3 separate regions of the Homo sapiens genome follow, and regions 2 and 3 are each linked to region 1. Evidence: chromatin contacts called from ENCODE Hi-C or POLR2A ChIA-PET data. All regions are on one chromosome and are shown on one strand. Each heading gives the region's core, a stretch centred on a gene start or an enhancer-like site at or near the end of the contact. The rest is flanking DNA. Distances are from core to core; before and after follow the strand shown. Region 1 has its middle 190 kb from the start of PLXNA4-AS2. Region 2 has its middle 230 kb from the start of PLXNA4-AS2. Region 3 has its middle 140 kb from the start of PLXNA4-AS2.

Evidence for each region. A loop is a pair of places that touch in the nucleus more often than their neighbours do. ChIA-PET counts read pairs that join two places held with the same protein, here RNA polymerase II (POLR2A). Pooled maps may share reads with other maps.
Region 2: a map of PC-9 shows a loop between it and region 1 (6-fold over the local background). The contact joins two enhancer-like sites. A Hi-C loop is called at or near these places in 5 of 168 maps with a recorded cell type or tissue (HepG2, PC-9, aorta and 2 more) and 5 of 50 pooled maps.
Region 3: a map of PC-9 shows a loop between it and region 1 (6-fold over the local background). The contact joins two enhancer-like sites. A Hi-C loop is called at or near these places in 2 of 168 maps with a recorded cell type or tissue (PC-3 and PC-9) and 1 of 50 pooled maps. POLR2A ChIA-PET finds 5 or more read pairs at or near these places in 1 of 52 experiments (K562).

Annotation. Positions count from the first base shown.
Region 1 is chr7:132,065,121-132,069,286 of GRCh38, reverse strand. No RefSeq gene overlaps it. Among named protein-coding and RNA genes, the nearest start is that of PLXNA4-AS2, 190 kb to the left of the region's middle. Within about 2 kb of position 2,431, at least 16 of the 41 ENCODE cell types and tissues checked have a DNase peak (open chromatin) inside an H3K27ac peak, as active enhancers do; they include PC-9, where a contact is called at or near this core.
Region 2 is chr7:132,028,120-132,032,589 of GRCh38, reverse strand. No RefSeq gene overlaps it. Among named protein-coding and RNA genes, the nearest start is that of PLXNA4-AS2, 230 kb to the left of the region's middle. Within about 2 kb of position 1,554, at least 5 of the 41 ENCODE cell types and tissues checked have a DNase peak (open chromatin) inside an H3K27ac peak, as active enhancers do; they include PC-9, where a contact is called at or near this core.
Region 3 is chr7:132,115,864-132,120,110 of GRCh38, reverse strand. No RefSeq gene overlaps it. Among named protein-coding and RNA genes, the nearest start is that of PLXNA4-AS2, 140 kb to the left of the region's middle. Within about 2 kb of position 2,735, at least 3 of the 41 ENCODE cell types and tissues checked have a DNase peak (open chromatin) inside an H3K27ac peak, as active enhancers do; they include PC-9, where a contact is called at or near this core.

The DNA of each region.
Region 1 (4,166 bases), core at 1,182-3,681:
ATGGGCCAATTAAGAAAAACCAAGAATAGAGATAAAGACACAGAGAGAGCAGACCCAGAAGATGGTGTGGGACAGAGGCAGGAACAAGATGGAGATAGCATGGCAGGAAGTGAGTTCCACAGTTCTCCTTACAGTCAAAACAGGACACTTTGCACATAAGTGCATTTACCATTCCAACCATAAAGTACTATAGGAAGGAGGAGGCAGTTTGTCCACAGTCAGAATTTAGTTGTTAATGCTACTGTTATACAACCAAGAGCAGAGACCACATCTTATTTTCTTAATATTTCTCAGCTCTCAGGAGAATATGTAGTATTGGTAGTTACCCAAACATTTGGACTGGAATACAGTAGATGAAGAAGAGGAAACATTTGCATGAGACTAATTTATGCTGGAGACAATCTAGGACCTTTTGATATGTTTTTTCTCTTTGAGGAATATCTGAATAGAAGTAACAGAAAAAGAACTGAAGGATGCTGAAGGATAAAGAAGACTCCAGAGGAACTTCTGCCTTCATAAATTCAGAATACTATCACTTGAAAAACGGAATGGATTAATTCCAGGAGATCAAACTAGGATTAATTGGTGGAAGGTATCAGGAGGGAGACATTGATCCAAAGTAAAGAAGAACGTTTTAATTATTAGAACTATTCAAGAAATGAAACAGGCTATCTGGTGAGAAGGAAGGGGGTGGGTTGGCACCCATCTTCCTGCATCTTAGACCCAAGGCTATGGGGCAACAATCAGAGGTGCTTGAAAGGAATTTCTGCAGTGGGAGGAATGTTTAAGTTCCCTTAAACATTGGGATTCAATGAACCTGGTAGATTTTGAGCTGTAGCAGGCTGCATTTCAGTTGCATACGATGAAGAGTATTCTCCCTGCAGAAGCAATAGGGCAAGGTGCTGAGAAAGTCTGAAATCTTCTTCATGTAGAAGTCTTTAGAAATGGGAAGAGGCAAAACAGGAATCCTTCTGGGAATATCTGGGTGTTTCATGGCCCACGTACAAGGTGGGGGGTACAGGTGCATAGGAACACCAAGAGTTCTGCCTCATTCTCACTCCCTTTGCAACACCCACTGTTACAAGGCAAAGGCATCATTTGGGAGAGCTGAGGAGCCAAAGACACGTTTTGTTCAATGGCTCTGATTTGCCCTTGTCCACACTTTGGCCGTGGTCTCTTCCCATGCATCTACCCAGGCCTGTGTCTCTGGTCCTGAGAGAACCTTCTGATCCTTCCACTGATCCCCAGACCAATCTGAATTCAGTGGCGAGCTCTGAATCAGCACAGAAAAATGGATGATTCTTGAGGAGGGAGAGAGGACGAGGGGGAGGCAGCCTGAGGTAGTGCTAAAATCGTGGGTCAGCCTCTGCATGGTCTGGGCTCCATGTCTAGCTCTGCCACTCACTAGGTATGTGGGACTTCACTGGCCTCAGTTCACTCATCTATAAAGAACATGAGGCCAGGCACAGTGGTTCACACCTGTAATCCTAGCACTTTGGGAAGCCAAGGCTGGCAGATCCCTTGAGGCCTGGAGTTCAAGACCAGCCTGGCCAACATAGTGAAACCCTGTATCTACTAAAAAGACCAAAAAAAATTAGCCAGGTGTAGTGGTGCAGCTATAGTCAGTCCCAGCTATTTGGGAGGATGAGGCAGGAGAATTGCTTGAACCTGGGAGGTGGAGGTTGCAGTGAGCTGAGATCACGCCACTGCACTCCAGCTTGAGTGACAGAGCAAGACTTTGTCTCAAAAACTAAAATAAAATAAAGGAGATGATACTGCTACTTAGCTCATATGACTGGTGTGAGCACAATATGAATTCCTATCCCAAAATAACAGCTAGGAGGTGAATGCCGTTCATAGTGAGTACTTGGTGAGTGGTCTGGTCCAGGACAGCCCTTGCATTCTGTCCTTGAAACTGACACCCACTGCCCTTGAAGGGGAAAAAGGAGAGCCATAGTATTCAAGGACAGCAGTAAGACCTCCATCAAGTGGCTGAAATGCTGTGTGTACAGGACCGTGCAGGGAGTGGCAACAGTTCAAACAAACCGAATTTTAAAGAAGAAACCAGAACAGGGAGTGATCGCAGGAAGACCAGAGCCAAATTTTCCCTGGGAATTGGGGGTGTCTGCATGCCATTTATTTGATGACTGTCCCTTGCCGAGGGGTCGCCTGGCTGCTCCACCGTGGGCGGCCGAGGAGGCTCCTGCTGGGCTCCACTCTGGCTGCTCTGAGGGCCCAATGCAGCCATCTCCCTGGGCTCTTTGCCAGTAACGGTTTTTCTCCTAAGAACTTTTAAGCACCTCCAAGACAGACTTTGTAACTCATATAATGGATGGGAGAGCTGAGACAGGCAGCTTCAACTTGCTCAAAGTCACAGCGTGAGTCTGCATTGGGCCTGAGGCCAGAACTTCCACTCCGCATGCTGTCCCGAGGTTCCCCCGCCAGGACCCTGCTCCCGTCTGCCTGTCTGCTTCACCGCCACCCCCAACATGCATTTCTCCAGTCTAATAAGGCTGCCCCTGCTCTTTGGCTCTGCTTACTTTAATATACACATAGATTACAGCTACATTAAAGGAGCCTGCAAATACCAAAGCAGAACTAAAGCAATTATTATAATGCAGCCTTAACAGCAGCTGTAATGAGACAGAATTAAAAATGTGCCAGCATAATCACAATTCACTGTTCCCAACGACCTTCCAGAACCGCTTTCATTTGGAAAGTAACATCCAGTCCTGAACTGTCAGATGGAAGGGAAAAATTCAATTGTGCCTCCCCGTGTGGCCAGGTCCCTGGCTACCAGTACTAGCTCTTCCATACAAAGGCATCTGTCCCCCTGGCCTGTGCTATGTGGTATTAGCCATTTGCTCAGTGGGGCACAGGGGGAAGGCTGGGTGCTCCTTTGATGGTACCAAGGCTGGCTTATTTCTCTCCTTCTTTGTCACTGGATCTGCCTGTTACACACTGGAGCGAATTCCAGTCTGATCCCCATGGTGCCTGGCTCATGGCATGCACTATGTGTTACAGACAATACCAGTTCACACTTAATATTATTTCCGCTGATCCCCACAATAACCCTGAAAGGCTGGCTCTATCATTTTCCCTATTTTATGACCAAATAAACAAAGACTTATGGAAGGTAAATAACCACTCAAAACCACACCTAGTGGGCAGAAAAGCCAGGACTCCAATCCCTGTCTTCAGACTCCAGACCACAAATTCTTATCCTGATTTTATGGAGCTGATATTCTAATAGAAGGAAAAGAGAAATCAATTTGAATTGGTCTTACATGACTTCATTTTGATGCAAGGGGCAAGGCAGGGGAGGGGAAAGTGGAGGGTGAAATGAGGGAAGGAGACAGAAAGCACAGCCTGCCTGGAGAGGCCATTCCTGCCAGTGAGTCATGGGCATCCACATAGCAGAAGCGTTTAATCATCTTTCTTTCTCTGGTTCAGAGGAGAGAACAGAAATAAGAAGGCAAAGTGCCCGGAAATGAAGGAGCCAGTGGGGGAGGATGTAGAGAAGGGAGGGGCTCCCCTCCCCGAGGATGCTCAGGAGGAAACACTCATACTCAGCGATTTTGCCCAGCCTGCCCCAAGACCAAACCAAGCCTCTGGTTCCTCCACCAAAGGCAAACCTGGCCATGCCCTTCAGAGCATGCTCAGTTCCCTCAAGAGGCAGAGATGGGGAAGTTCCCAGCACTTTATTAGCGCTTGCTTTGCCAGAATTGCCTTAACATCTCTCCATGTGAGATAGTTTCCATCTCACCCAGCTGGACCAGGAGCAGGCACAGGGAAGACAAGTGAGGAAGAGGAGACAGCTCCTCTATCTTCCTCCCAGCCAAGCTAGGCCGTGACTCTGGGCAGCCAGCCTTTCTTCTTCCCCAAGCTGCAGGCAGGTGGAACCCTACAGCACTGGTGCTGAGGGCGATGACCTGAGAATTCTGGCTCTAGAAGCCCCACAGCCTCGAATGCCTTCTGATGTGTTGCTCTAATGTTGGGAGGTCAGAATGTCTTTAACCAGCCAGCCTGGGCCTCCAGAGAGGGTCTTGAGCCCCAACCTTCAACAACTACCAAAATCCTGTTTACCACCCACCTAATGAACTTCATGAACCATGGCTTCCCCTCCTGGAGTGAGCAATGGTAACAAAGCATCTTAGAGTTTGACA
Region 2 (4,470 bases), core at 305-2,804, 36 kb after region 1:
ATTCAAGATGGATTAAAGACTTACATGTTAGACCTAAAACCATAAAAACCCTAGAAGAAAACCTAGGCAATACCATTCAGGACATAGGCATGGGCAAGGACTTCATGTCTAAAACACCAAAAACAATGGCAACAAAAGCCAAAATTGACAAATGGAATCTAATTAAACTAAAGAGATTCTGCACAGCAAAAGAAACTACCATCAGAGTGAACAGGCAACCTACAGAATGGGAGAAAATTTTTGCAATCTACTCATCTGACAAAGGGCTAATATCCAGAATCTACAATGAACTCAAACAAATTTACAAGAAAAAAACAAACAACCCCATCAAAAAGTGGGCAAAGGACATGAACAGACACTTCTCAAAAGAAGGCATTTATGCAGCCAAAAAACACATGAAAAAATGCTCTTCATCACAGGCCATCAGAGAAATGCAAATCAAAACCACAATGAGATACCATCTCACACCAGTTAGAATGGCAATCATTAAAAAGTCAGGAAACAACAGGTGCTGGAGAGGATGTGGAGAAATAGGAACACTTTTACACTGTTGGTGGGACTGTAAACTAGTTCAACCATTGTGAAAGTCAGTGTGGCTATTCCTCAGGGATCTAGAACTAGAAATACCATTTGACCCAGCCATCCCATTACTGGGTATATACCCAAAGGACTATAAATCATGCTGCTATAAAGACACATGCACACATATGTTTATTGTGGCACTATTCACAATAGCAAAGACTTGGAACCAACCCAAATGCCCAACAATGATAGACTGGATTAAGAAAATGTGGCACATATATACGATGGAATACTATGCAGCCATAAAAAATGATGAGTTCATGTCCTTTGTAGGGACATGGATGAAATTGGAAATCATCATTCTCAGTAAACTATCAGAAGGACAAAAAACCAAACACCACATATTCTCACTCATAGGTAGGAATTGAACAATGAGAACACATGGACACAGGAAGGGGAACATCACACTCTGGGGACTGTTGTGGGGTGGGGGGAGGGGGGAGGGATAGCTTTAGGAGATATACCTAATGCTAATTGATGAGTTAATGGGTGCAGCACACCAGCATGGCACATGTATACATATGTAACTAACCTGCACATTGTGCACATGTACCCTAAAACTTAAAGTATAATAGTAATAAAAAAAAAAGAAAAGAAAAACTCTGTCCCATCATCCAAGAGAGTTTGAGAAGCACAGATCTAGTTGCAATCCACTGCTCCAAGAATTGGCATCTAAGACACCAGGCTGTGGACTAGCTGTTTTTTTTCATAGGCATTCTGAGAAACAGCAAGAATAAGAGGCAGGGAGAGAGAGAAAGAGAGAGACAGTAGAAGAGGGAAAGGAGAAAGAGCGAGGCAGGCTGATGGACAGAGAAAAAGTACCTCCTTCCGGTATAGCCTCTTTCACCTGAAACTGGAAATTCCACATTCCAATACAGTGATACTAAATCTAATCCTTTCTGACACCCTTTCCTAAGATTATGGTTATGGAGCAAGTCAAAATGAAGGGAGTACACTGACAACACATCCTCTCTGGGTGGCTGCCCACCTAGAATGACCCAGAGCAGAGAACAACCATGCCCAACACTGAAAACACATCCTCATGGACAGCCACTCTCCTAGCACAGCCTGGCTGCTCCAGCACCCTCTCTCCTCCATGCTTCTAGTCTAGATGTTCTTGCTTCTTTAAGAATTTAAAAAGAGACCATAATCCAAACCTCTGCTATAATTCCCACTGAGCAAAACCTCCTGCAGAAATTTTTCAGCTCAGGCAGCATACCCAGTGATTAAGAACAAAGGCATCACAGTCAAACATACTTGAGTTTGAGTTCTGGCTCCTGCTCTCCCTGCCTAGGTGACTTTGGGCACACCACTGACTTCATTAAAGCTTCAGTGTCTGCATCTATAAAATAGAGATAACAATGCCTAATATTTACTGAGTGTTATACCATATGCTTGATATTGGCTACCTGCTTTATCTGGAAAATCTCAAATAAATAATTTTATGAGATAGATACATCTATCCCCATTTTTCAGGTGAGGAAACCGAGGCTTTGAGAGGGTAATAACTTGCCAAGTTTACACAGTGAGTAAAAATCAGGACTCATTATTATGCACTCTGCTTCCCAGTGCTGTTTAATTAATATAAGATACCACCATACTATCTAATTCATAGGATGGCTGTGAAGATAAGATAATGCATTTATCACAATGCTTTGCTAGATAGTCGTTGCTATTGCTTTTGACATTCTTTTCCTAGGGCTATCTTGGGGCCTCTGAAAGTCCCTCAGCTTCAAGGCTACAACCTAGGGCAGCAAAAACTTGGCAGGCTCCAGAAGGAACTGAGCCAGGGCTTTCTTGGCAAGTGGCCCAGCCTGCACACCCTTCAATAGTCCAGGGTCTCCTATAAATATGCCAACACCAAATCACAGGCTCAGAAGCAAATCTCAATAGTTACTCAATTTCAGGCTCGAAAGCACTTTTCATCTTGCACTTTTAACATCAGCTAAAAAGTTCTCCCAGGTTCCCTGCTTCTGGATCCTTCCATTGAATCTTTTTAAATGCTGAGCCCCTCTCCGCAGAATATCGTTAAATGTCAACTATGAAAAGAGGGGAGTAGAGCCAAAGGGTAGGGAAGAAATCTGGGGAGATTGCCTGACTCTCGTAAGTATTTATTCCCACTTGGTGAGTCAGTGTTTGAGCCAGAACTCTCCCCTGGGCTTCCCAAGGAGGATTTTCGATGCTAGGTGATGGGAAGGCTGAATGCCAACTTCTTCCCAGCCATGCCCTTGAAAACCCTTGGAAACCTCAGACCTTGCTAATAGGTTCAGGGCTGACTCTATGTTGAGCAAGGTGACCTTGTTGTCTCTAATCCATACACTATACAGCAGAGTAAGTATTATTATTCTCACTTTAGAGATAAAGAAACTGAGGCTAGAGGTGTTAAGTCACTGGCCTAGGGCCATACGGCCAATGAGCCAGAACTTGAGCCAGGTCTATTTAGCACTGGTGTCTGAGCTGTTTCTCTCCAAAGGCCCTGCGATTTCTCCCACTGGGACAGGACCCTAGACCTCTAATAGGACTGAGATGCCTTTCCTCCAACCTCTTTCCTGGTCACCTGGACCAGCATATCATCATATGGTCCTCATGAATTCTAACCTCTGCACACCACCCTATCTGAGTGGAAGTGGGCTCCTTTCATGATTTCCTTTTTTTTTTTTTTTTTTTTTTTTTTTTTTTTTTTTTTTTTTTTGAGATGGAGTCTTGCTCTGTTGCCCAGGCTGGAGTGCAATGGTGCAATCTGAGCTCACCGCAACCTCCGCCTCCCAGGTTCAAGCAATTCTCCTGCTTCAGCCTCCCGAGTAGCTGGGATTACAGGCGCCCAACACCATGCTCAGCTAATTTTTGTATTTTTCAGTAGAGACAGGGTTTCACCATGTTGGTCAGGCTGGTCTCGAACTCCTGATGTCAGGTGTTCCACCTGCCTCAGCACTTGGCCACAATTTCCTCTTTCAATTTCATTTATTTTATTTCTAAGGTGGTTATATGGAGAGGAAAAGATAATCTCATTCACTAGGCTGATGCAGGGTGATTGGAGCCCTTGTTTATGAGGTTTTTAGCAGTTTCCCAATTTATCAAAGGGACTCATGTCAAAACCTGTTGGAGGTACCCTCAGTATAGCTTCGTTCTAGGTTTACAGGACTTGAGAGACATTGAGTGGGAAAGGGTCATATCCCTCATCCCTCAGGGGTCAGTGAAAGGAACATGGCGATGAGATGAGACACAGTCAGTCTAAGTCTCCAGGTAATTGTTTTCCATGTCAATGACGGCACAGTGACTCATGGTGCCACCTGCATCAGAATCTCCTTGAGGGCTTGCTAAAGCAGACTGTGGGGCCACGGCCCATCTCTAAATCACAATGCAATCTGCAACAGAGTTCAGGAAAAGTCCTAGGCTCCAGGCGATTCTGATTGGGCAAGTTGCCCAACCTCTTGTGCTTCAGTTATCTTATATTGTAAATTAAGAATAATAATAGTACCTAGCTCCTAAGATGCTGAAAAGAGAGAGAGAAAGTGCTTATCTGTGGGAGCAAAAGTGTTCTAAGCATCTCTGCTTCAGAGCCCTCCAATCCAAAGTTTCACTATAGTCCCTAGATGTAGTAAGTATTTAAGTGACTTGGTTTGCTACTGCAAGCTGGGAAAATGGTAAAAACTAACTGATGATGTCATTACAGCTGAAGAAGACAGAGTAGAGGGTCAAAGTCTTTCTAACTCTAAGCAATCAATCAACAAATATGTAGTGAGCATCCAGTGCGAGCCCAACATCACGGAACCACCAAAGTTCTTACCTATAGCAACTTAATTCAGAGTTGAGGAGATGAGAAAAAAAAACACACACAAGGTTAAATAAGAATTAACTAGAGAACAAGAAAATCATTAAAAGATGTCC
Region 3 (4,247 bases), core at 1,486-3,985, 51 kb before region 1:
CAACTTGGTTTGGGCCGATGGAATATGAGTGCTAGTGGTGTAGTCACTTGTAATGCTCCAGAGAGCAGCAGCCTGAATCACAGAGTGAGATCAATGACAGCACAGAGCAGAGCCACCAGATGACACCATGGTTGTGTAGTATGAGTAAAAAATAAAACTTTGCTGCTTTAAGTCACTAAGGTATGAGGCTGTTTGTTACTGCTGCATAGCCAAGACTATCCTGACTGCTATAAGGTACAAGGGATTTAACCTAACAGGTGGCCCCTCAGTTCATAATTAATGTATGAAATATCATATTTCACCTACAAAGAAGTATTCTTTTGGCCGAAAGCCTTCTTTAAAAAATACACTATTGACTATTTACACTCAATATGAATCATTTTGTGGAAGGTCCTAATTTTCCTGAACTAGCTTTGGGACAGATTAGGGAAGAAAGCAAAGACTAAAAAGAAGCAGAGGTGGAAAAAAGGCAGTGCAAATCTACAGAGTTAGGACAGAAGGAAGTATAAGGAGGGGAAGTATCAGAGGAGAGAAATGGGGAGGATTTAAAGGGTGAGAGTAAGGACCTGCCTTTTGCTAACTCTGTGCCAGGCATGTGCTGCCTGGTTCCCACACCACCTGCTGTGGTGAAGAGTTTTCAGGCCCAAGTGAAAGTCATGGCATTCACATCCCACAGTGCCCTGGGAGAAACTATTTATTATCTAGGAATGAATGCAACCAAGGTTGTTTAAAAATATAACCTGTAGTTTTCTATATGCCTTGGTTTTGATCAATGATCAATTTACCAGGAAAGCAGAGAACTCATCCTCAGGGGATACACACCATATTCTCAGCACTGGTCCTTGATCAAGATAGCAGCTCCCTTCGAAGCCATAAACGACAGCTTCTTGTGATGCCTAGAAGGATGCTGGCTGATTCTAATGAAGGCTTGATGATCCCTCTAAGATGCAGGAGAGGAAGAAGTCATGCTCCTCATGCACCTACACGCAGAAGAGAGGTCCTTCTTATCCCTACTCCACATCCAAGTCCAGACCAGACCAGCCACTATATCACTCACCTTCCAAGTTCCTGCTCATTACCTACTTAAGCCTCTCCAAACTCCAGCAATTCAGAGGCAGGGCTTGGGGGAGAAAGAAACAGAGGCCCTGGGAGAGGTGGCTGGCAGGTCAGTAGGGATGTGTGCTCCCCCTGATTCATTAGGATCACATCCCTCACCATAGGAAACATCCTGTTTCCTTAACAAAAAAGGGCATTGGCTGTGCTGAACTGCCCCAACTCCACAGTACCCTGCCAATCCTTCCTTCTGCTTTGGTTTGCCTGCTGTTTTGTGAATTTCTGTGGGCAAGGCAGGGTGGAGATGCCACTGACTCAGAGCTGTGAGAGCAGCCCCCCTGGGCAGACAGCTAGGACTTCTACCCCTAGGACCCGTTCTCCATCCTCCTTTTGTATCTGGAACATACTCTCTACACAGTGTGATGGTGAAGACCACGGCCTGGTTCAAACTCTGCCCTTCTCTGGCCAGCTTTTACCTGGAGTTCCCAACTGTCTCTAAATCGTGGCTTCCTCACCTGTAAAGATGAGAATAATAATGCAGGGCTGCTGAGGGTATCCTCATACAGCTCTCGTGAGGATCAAGTGAGGCAAGGATTACAAAGCACTTAGAGCAGGTCCTGCCATCCTGTAAGTTTGTGACAGATGGTAGCTTTTACTATTGGGTAGCAGGCTTCTGAAAACTCTACATATGATCTCTCTAACCCTTGCTGATGGGACAACTCCAAGCACATAGTAGTTGCCCTATAAATGTTTTTTAAATGAACGGGTAAAGTAGGTACAAGAATTTCTCAACTGCCCAAGTCTTGAAATACACATGTAGATAGAACACAGCTTTCCAAAGAGTACAAAAATAGATAACTAAAATTTATAAGGGCCTGAGTTCCCCCTAAAAGCAGAAGTGAGACAAGGGGTTGTGAGCAGGGGGCTTATTTTGGGAAGCAGTCCTGAGGAACAGGAGTGGAAGGTAGGGAAGTGAGGACAAGCCAGTTCAAGGGGATATTTTCAAGCTGGCCCTCGCTGTGGGGGACCAGGACTCTGACCCCTCTTGGACCCTCTAGTAATGTAGAAGCCACCTCAGAAACCATCCACTGGCTCCCACTCCCCACTGCAGAAAGTTTGCCGTGGGCTGTTTATTCCTCACACTTCTAAGTTTGCAAGTGAGTTGGAAAAGCTGAGTGGTTTCCCCCAGGCACCCCCTGCCCTCCATGTAGAAGCAGAGGAGCCCCGGGGGAAGAGGCAAGGGGAGCGCAGTGTCCCTGAAGCAGACACTATCAGGCTCCACGTGCATGCCACCTGGTTGCTGTGGCAACAGCTGGGGTGGAAAGGTGGGTCAAGAGGGTATGCGGCCGAGTGCAAGGAAGTCTACAATACAATATGTGATCCTTTAAAACCCTTCATTCTAGATCAGTAAGATTAAAGTCATTTCAAAAACTATTGTTTTGGGTTTTTTTTTTTTTTTTTTGTTAGGAGTCCCCAGTTCTTTTCTTCTACCTCCTCATTTTTCCACTATTTTCATCACCGGCTACAGTGATTGCCTTTTCTCCTCCTTTCCATTATTCACAACAAAGCCAAGTTTTTGTTCCACCTTGAAAGTTATGACATATGGGAGATAAGTAAAGGATGTCGAGGTGACCCTGAGTCATGGATGCTGGTGAGGGCTGGACAAGCCCATTGGTTCTGTGACTCATCAAATTCACACATGACTTCTGGGGTGGGATGTGATACTATTTAACCTTTCCCAGCACTGTCTGCCTTTCTCGGCTTTGCCATCTAATTAGCACCTTATCTTGGGTGGCCTTAGCCTTTCATTGCCAGTAATGCACCACTTAGCACTTTATTTTAATAGAATCAATGCTGATATGTATGTAATAATTTTATCCCCTAATAATTTCACCTTTTTATGTCCTGTCTCCTTAACTCAGAAATAGACCAGGTCTTCTATTTCTTTGATTCTGAACTCAATGCTGGATACACAGTAATTAGATAAATGCTCAAGTTTTACATGAACTGTGTATGTCTTTATTACTCATTCAAACATGTCAGCCCATTAACAAAACTCCTGCAGGGTTGAAATAATTATGAAATCCAGTTATTTATATTTTTACCAACTTTCAGTCATGTATAAGGCATAGATTTCACTCCCCCTGCCCCACTAATTTTATTGCTTTGAAGGTATATTTGCCAAGGTACAAGGATGGAACAAAGTTTATTTAAATATAAGCATTTGATGTCTAGGCCTCCATTCATACCCTCACCCTCTGCAGCTCTGCAAATGTTAGGGCTGGTCTGACTGTGATTCAAGGTCTCCATGCACAACATGAGGAAATATCTGTACTTAATGAGCTTTTTCTTGACTTAGAATCTCCTTCTCTGTCTCTTGGCAGGATGACACCTAGCCCATCTAGGAAGAGGGTTAACATTTCCAGTTTTTCAGGGTCATCAGTTCTTTCTACAATATTCAGTGCATAGGAATTCATGCAGTGAATCATGATTTACTTTATGGAAAAACATCTCCTGAACTAGATAAGATCAACAGCCTCGGGCCATCAGTATTTGAACCTTAGGAGAGCTTTCAGAGACCCACCCTCCCTTGCAAAAGTGCAGCTTACTCATTTATCTCTGCAGCCCCCTCATCACCTAGGTTCCAAATATATAAATGGATAGGCCTGCCCAACCAAACGTCATCGACCATTGTTTTCTTTATAGCACTGGACCACAGGACCAGGTATGTAAAGAAGATCATGTAATAAAATCAAGCTGATACTGAAGGCAAGTTTTCCTAAGTGATCTTAGTCTGCTGTAGTCTATCAATTAAAAAAAAATTAGGTCCCTTAGAAAATGGGATGTTAAGATACTTGGAAGAGATAAAGAAGACAATACAAGTGCTGAGTGGGATTGTAAACCCTGATTTCCAATAACCCATGCCCAAGAGTCATCACCTCCCAGGACATGAAGGGATTTCCTCAGAGAAATGATGTCTGTGTCACTCACATACATTACTGGCATTCAATTCTCAGGATCCAGTTCTAGTCTATAGTTACCATTATTATACCCATTTTATAGATAAATATACTGAGGCTTAAAACAGTAATTGGACAAATGGAAAGTGATAGAGATCAAAGAGCGGGGATGTAAGCCCAGGTTTCTCTGATTCCAAAACCTACACACTTAATGACTGTGCTGAACTACGACAA